Regions from separate parts of the Homo sapiens genome. Here region 2 is linked to region 1. A link is a contact called in ENCODE Hi-C or POLR2A ChIA-PET data. All regions are on one chromosome and are shown on one strand. The core of a region is the stretch at or near the end of the contact, and the rest is flanking DNA. Distances in the headings are between cores, read along the strand shown.

The links. Hi-C counts contacts between places; a loop is a spot of excess contacts on that map. ChIA-PET counts read pairs that join two places held with the same protein, here RNA polymerase II (POLR2A).
Region 2: a loop to region 1 is called in a map of sigmoid colon, with 2.1 times the contacts of the local background. The contact joins two enhancer-like sites. A Hi-C loop is called at or near these places in 1 of 168 maps with a recorded cell type or tissue (sigmoid colon). POLR2A ChIA-PET finds 5 or more read pairs at or near these places in 4 of 52 experiments (H1, K562, MCF 10A and 1 more).

Annotation. Positions count from the first base shown.
Region 1 is chr15:70,338,596-70,342,296 of GRCh38, reverse strand. No RefSeq gene overlaps it. Among named protein-coding and RNA genes, the nearest start is that of LINC02205, 170 kb to the left of the region's middle. Within about 2 kb of position 2,081, at least 5 of the 41 ENCODE cell types and tissues checked have a DNase peak (open chromatin) inside an H3K27ac peak, as active enhancers do.
Region 2 is chr15:70,375,474-70,378,747 of GRCh38, reverse strand. No RefSeq gene overlaps it. Among named protein-coding and RNA genes, the nearest start is that of LINC02205, 130 kb to the left of the region's middle. RefSeq lists enhancers at 1-266, 267-768. Within about 2 kb of position 1,772, at least 18 of the 41 ENCODE cell types and tissues checked have a DNase peak (open chromatin) inside an H3K27ac peak, as active enhancers do.

The DNA of each region.
Region 1 (3,701 bases), core at 832-3,331:
AAGGGAGAGCCAGGGAGTCTTGTCCCCACTTCCAAACACACGACAAAACCCCGTCTCCATGCCCTTGCTCAGCAGTTTCCCCACCTCCTTCGAGGGTGTTCCCTTTACTTTTTAATCAAACTCCCTTTTCAAGGCTCACCCTCTCCAGAAAGCCCACAGTGGTATCCTGCTGCTTATAGGGCCTCATGTGTTTGTGTCCTGCTCCTGAACCTGGAAATAGAAGCAGCTGGCTTGGTTTTTAGTCACCCGAGTGTCACTGTTCCGCATGTAACTGAACTATAAGGTCAGCGAAGGCAGGAACCACCGTTCCATCTTTCCGTGCACCCACCTCAGCCTCTTGCCCAGGGTCCAGCAGAGAGCTCCGCAGACCCAAGTGTCATACAGTGTGGATCCAGAATCCTTACTCCCGAGCCTCTCATTCGGAGATGAGGAAAGTGAGGCTCAGGAGGGTTGAATGTGTCCTGCAGGGCCCAGGCCAGGTCTGGGAGCCTTGTTCTGACCTTGCTAATCCACAGCTCTCGCTGTCACCCCATGCTGCCCTTGTGAATATCAGCTGGGCTAAGTCAGGATGGCACTGACCCCTCCATGCAGCAGGGGCATGGAGACCTGGGACATGTGGCCACCAACCTGAGGGACTCCAGGGGCTCAAGGAGAGCCAGATTGGGCCGGAAACTTCCTAACACATTCCCAGGTGATGCTGTTGCTGCCTGTTGGGAACCACTTTTTCAGAACCACAGCCCCACAGGAACTAAAAATCTACCTGAGAGACAGGATTATCACAAAGTTAACATTTAAACGCATGACAGGCAGGGTGTATTGGCTCACACCTGTAATCCCAGCACTCTGGGAGGCCGAGGTGGGTGGATCACTTGAGGTCAGGAGTTTGAGACCAGCCTGGGCAACATGGTGAAAACCCGTCTCTATTAAAAATACAAAAATTAGCTGGGCGTGGTGTGCATGTCTAATCCTAGCTACTTGGGAGGCTGAGGCAGGAGAATCACTTGAACTGGGGAGGCAGAGGTTGCAGTGAGCCGAGATTGCGCCACTGCACTCCAGCCTGGGTGACAGAGCTAGACTCTGTCTCAAGAAACAAAAAAAAAGATAAATAATAGTAACAAAAATAAATAAATAAATGCATGACAGAGGCCAGAAGTATATTAGTTAGATTTTTGGTTCTTGGCATCTCTTTCCCCTTCTTTTGAGAACAGCACTCTGATTTCCTTTTGAGGGTCTGTCCCTCCTTTATCCTCAGGCTATGCGCTCCTAATAAGCCTCCCACCTGCTGTAGAGTAGAGCATACACCTAACCAAAGAACATCCAATCAGGATGTGAAGTTTACCCAGTCACATGATTTACACTGGTCCAATCAGGTCAAATAAGATAACTTTGGCAGGAATCATCAGGAAACAAGGCTTTTTTTCCAGCTGGACCAGAACTTCTGTGGCCATCTTGCCACAGTGTGGAAAGAGCTCTGAAAATGGGGCTTATAAGGGACAAGCAGAGGAGAGGGCATTGTTTAATGCTCCTGGATCCAGCTACTCCTGAGGTCAACACCCTCTGAGCCTGTTAGTTACATCAGTAGATGAGGATATAAATCCCCCTTTCTGTACAAGTCATAGTTTGGGGTGGGATTTTCTGACACATAATAGAAAATTTCCTATCTGACACCAAGTTCTCAAGGAATATTGAGGTAATTCACCCCTTCTGCATTAGGGAAGCTTCATGGATGGTCAGAGATGTGGAAGGAGAGGGAAAGTGGAGGTATTAGCAAGGGTGGGCTGATGGAAAACAGCCGGGTACAAACAGAGGCCACAGCACAGACCAGCTTGGCTCACTCCTGGCACCCAGGAGAAGGCCTCTGGGAGAATTAAGCCCTATAGGAAGAGGGGAATCTTGCCACTCAATGGGAGAGCACTTTGCCTTTTGTGGTCTCCTTTCCCAGAAGAGGTCACCCCCGATGCCAGAGGTTCCCAGAGCCTGCTGGCCCCTTGAATCCAGACTTCCTGCCCAGACGGGCAGCTGGGATGAGGTCATGGCTGGAGAGTCTTTTATCCTCTTGCTAAGCTTCTTCTTTCAGTAGCAATTGCTGTCTTGCTTAATCTCAGAATTATCTGATTGTCATAGTCGAGTTTTCCACATTAGGCAATGAGCCAACAAGTTACTTAACCTATAATTGCCCTTTAATGAAGCCCATCTTCAAAACTGAATTGTCAAAGGAAACTTGTAAACATACAGCGAGGTCCAAGACCAAGCTGGCCCCAGACGTTGCAGCCAGGCCCTTGACTCCTCTCTGGCGTCAACCACATTTGTCTGAGTTATTGGGGCTTTATCACCAGCTGCCACCCAGAGTAGAGAGGAGGCTGGTGCTCGCAGCAGCCAGAAGCAGGTCGAGCCTTTGAAAAGCAAGCTTGCAAGTGCTCAGTTTAGGTGCACACATTCTCCCTTGCCTAGAGTCTCCCTTCTTCCCAAAGCACTGTGAAGTGTGAAAGGAATGGCCAATGTCACGACTTGAACTTTGCAAAACTTAAGCAACATCTCTCTGCAGTGAACTCACGTGACGGTGGTTCAGGCCCAGCCCAGACAGCTATTACAGTAAGACTTCTTTAATGTCAGTCTCTCTCACCTACTCTTTACACAGTGTGGACCAGTGGTCTGCTTAAAGAGTAGTCCACACTATGTAAAGAGTAGGTGAGAGAGGCTGACATTAAAGAAGTCTTACTGTAATAGCTGTCTGGGCTGGGCCTATACTGTGGTCAGGAGTCTGACCTCTGGGAATGTCCAGTCACATCTTAGCATGTCCGAAGTGAAATATCAGTCAAACATACTCAGCTGCTTCACGGTACTCTCACAGTGACCCAGGACACAGCAAGACAAGGGAGGGAATATATTTTTTTAATTAATTTATTTTTTAATTATACTTCAAGTTCTAGGGTACATGTGCACAACGTGCAGGTTTGTTACATATGTATACATGCACCATGTTGGTGTGCTGCACCCATTAACTCGTCATTTACATTAAGTGTATCTCCTAATGCTATCCCTCCCCCCTCCCCCCACCCCACAACAGGCCCCGGTGTGTGATGTAAGGGAGGGAATATTTATGGAGCACCAATTCAGGGCCAGGTGCCATGCTGGGCACTTTATATACTTTACATCATTTAATTATCAGAACAACTCTAGAAACTCAGAAATGGTATCCCTATTTTGTACATGAGGAATGCAAGGCCCAGAGTAGGTAAGTCGTTTGCACAGTCAGCAGCTTTGCAGGTGTGGGAAATAGGATTTGAACTCAGATTTGTCTGACGCCAAGGCTGGTCAGTGCTCCTTGGACACTTTGGTGGCTCCCTTATTGACATAAAGCTGGCCTAAAGCCACTGAGCAGTACAGATTAGAAGGGGTGTGGACTCATGGAGACAATAACATGATGTCTGGGATTTGCTTCAAAATAACACAAGAGTGTGGGGAGGCAGATAGGATTAGAGATAAAAGGCTGGCTGTGAGATGATCGATGATGCTAAAGCTGGGTGGTGGGCACCGAGGGGTTCGTCAAACAGTTCCAAATAAATATTTGAAATTTTTAATTACAAAAATGTTTAAAAAATATAGCACTTTCTCCAGAAGTCAGTGCCCCTTCCCAGTACCCCATAGCACTCATACATATCTGTCACTGCCCTAAATCCACTGTGCCACCTTAGAGTAAA
Region 2 (3,274 bases), core at 523-3,022, 37 kb before region 1:
TCACCCATGTAAGCTGGGCCCTCACCCTCTCTGCCCCCGGCCCATGGGCTTGTAGCTAGTTGAAAGCAGCTCTGCCTGACTATGGAGGCCAAGAATTACTTTGCCAGCGAGACATCCAGCTAGCCAGGGGGCGAGGGGCCTGCCCAGAGGAGATGGGTGGAGACTAAGGCTGCAAACACTGCTAGTGAGATGTGCTCACACTCTGGGATATGGCAACTCTTCTCTGAGGTGCTAGGAGGGAAATGGAGTGGCTCCCTCAGCCTCGCCTGGAGCAGGGAGGGGCTGGAGATCTGGGTCCTTGTCTGGGCAACCAAGGAGATGGCAGGAGCACAGCAGTGAATCACAATAGCTGAGTTGAGTGCATGCTTCCTCTGGCAGGCTCTGCTAAGTGCTTTCTGCGCACCAACCCTTAGCCTAGCCTTCTTGGGGTCACGCTGACATCTCTGTTTTACAGATGAGGCAACTGCGGCCCAGGGAAATTAAAGAACTTGCCCTTCTAGATGGCAGGGCAGGGCCCAGATCCAAGGGCGATCTAGCTCCAAAACCAAGCTGGTACTTTTCCATGATGCCACGCTCAGGTGGCTGCCAGCTGCAGTTCGCTGTCTCTCTTCCCTATCATCTTGGGGAAAAGGCTTTTAGCTTTTACCTTTGGTTTCTGCAGCCCAGAATTGTGATTGAACAACGTGATAGGGGAGGCCGGCTAATCTTGCAGGACGGCTGCATTCTAGGATAATAGGAACACATGCACATACCTGCACACAAATGTATACTCATATGCACACATGTATGCAGTACTCCAGTAGCTACACACACACACACACACACACACACACACACACACACACACACACACAGAGCCCTCCATGCTGACCCCACCAACTGTACATGCATACATGTAAACATATACTTGTAGGTGTGGGCACCTGTCCTTGTTTATGCTTATATGTGTGAATGTGCCCACACACGTGCACACATACACATGCCTTGAGCATGCACATATGCTCAGCTCCACGGAGGGTTTAATCTCACACATCTTTCAATATTCCTTTTGAAAGCCCATTCTGCAGTTGCTAGGAAATATGGAGGCAGAAAGAGTTCCATGCCTTTCCTTTTTCTCTTGGATAGGAATTCCCACAACTCCCAGGCTCTGGCAAGCCCTGTCTTCCAGGCTTTCTCTGCACACTCCCCTGCCCCCACAGTGACACTCCCTCTCACCGTCGCTGCCCCCACCCCACCTGTCCGGGGTTCTATTTCTCTGAGCCACCATCAGGCTTCTCCTGTTGGCTTTGAAGGGCAGCAGCAGGGAGGGGAGGTTGGAGGAGGAAGGTGGAGGGAGGGAGCTGGTATTTGGGGCCCACTCAGCTTCTGTGTCCCCGACACTGGCTCTGGCTCAGGCTCTGCCCAGCAGTGTTCTCGTTGGAAACAGCGTTGTTTGACTGTTGCTATCGATTATGGCAAGATTGTGTGTGGCTAAGAGCTCCTCGGAGCCAACTGGTATATTAAGCAATCATTTCTATAGCAGATGACATAACTCCCCCGGCATCAGTTTGTCCTAATGGGCTTGGTATTACTCATGTGCTAATTGATTGGGCACGGAGGGAAGAAAAACTAAATTCACTTGTGAGGCGATTTTATGGCAGAGCTCATAACAGAGGTAATTTGCTGAAAATGTTCAGTCCCGCTTCGGTTATGTAAGATCGTCTGTGTTCCTGTGTTTTATCTCCTCCATGCCGGGCAGGAAGCTGGCCTGGCTGGCTGAGCGCGGGCGAGGCAGACTCCCCCAGGAATCGGGCGCTGACAGCTCGGCCCTTTCCTCCTGCCTTGGAACAGGCAGGCTGTCCTTGGGGAGCGTTGACAATTAGTGCCTTCTGCACAACTTTCTCGCCTCAGGGGTGGCTTTCAAAATATCTCAGCTTCTCCTGTTAAAAAACACCTCTGTCTAAGGGCTAAATAGTTATTTTCGGATCAACCATCTAGTGTTACAAAGCTCTTGTTCAGAAAGGAAAAGGATGAAGGGGGGTTTTTTTTGTTGTTTTTTTTTTTTTTTTTTTTAGAGAAAGTATATTTTGCCTTGAAGAGGGAGGGATGGAGAGGCTTGAAGAGGCTTGGAGAGCCTCCTTCCTTCCCTCCCTCTCCTCCCTTCTACCTCCCCCTCCCTCTCTTCCTTCCTCCCGCCTTCTCTCTCTTCCTCCTCCCCTCCCTCTCTTCCTTCCTCCCGCCTTCTCTCTCTTCCTCCTCCCCTCCCTCTCTGATTCTCTTCCCTCTTCCATCCCTTTCTCCCTCCTTCCTCTTCCCTCTCTTCTTCCCTCCCTTCTCCTCCCTCCCTTCCTGAAGCAGCCTGGCTTACCATTGGCCTCAGCAGGAGTCTTGAGCCCGTGCTTGGCATTTTACTCTAGACTGGCGGCACCATCCCGGAGGGGCAGGACCAGTCCTGCTATTTCTCTTTGTAATGGTTGACTCTCCAGATGTGTGCGGCGGGGGTAAGCTCCGCAGGCTAGGGGTGCCTACCAAGCTAAACCAGGTGTCTGTGCTTAAGTGCTCTCTTGAGACTCCCAGGGCAGGGAGGCTTCTATGAGCTCTGAATCCTGTTTTCAGAAAGGAGGCTGGGCTGCCCTGAGCCATCCTCAGGGATTCCCCAGTCCTGGAGCGTGCTGTGATATGAGGATGTTGGGGAGAGACTCTCTGTGCTGATCTTGGTGGAGGGAGGGTTGTTGACTGTAACTGCAGCCTGAGTCCATAGTAGTGCTTCTTCCTTTTGTTTATGACCTGCATGATCCCTAGTGATTTTTAAGTTCCAATTGGAGCAGCCAGGCTGCTGCCACTCCCTGTAGTGATCCAAGGAGGAAACCAAGATGCCATGTGGTCTCATTTTTTTCTGACAGGGAAACCGAGGTGACATAGCTAGAAAGTGGCAGTATTGGGATGAAAAACCCAGGTAGTCTGGCTGCAGGCTGGTGCTCCCAACCCAAGTGATGGCTTGCCTGTCCACAGAGGAGCAGGCATTAGGCGAGCTCATGGAGGATTAAGTTCTTGGTAAAGTGTTATAGGGGGTGGTCTCTGTGACATGTTAGATTCAGAGATTCTTACCCCATTGGGGCTTGGGACTCTGTGACGATCTGATATAAGCTGTGGAGTCTTCCCAGCTAAATGTACAGATGTGCACAGAGAAACTTTTGCTGACAATTTCAGGGGGTCCTGAAATTAAGCGGTCCATTTTTAGGTGCAGGGATGCTTGGTTAGTAAGCCTTACTTTATCCAGTGTTTTCTACAGCCT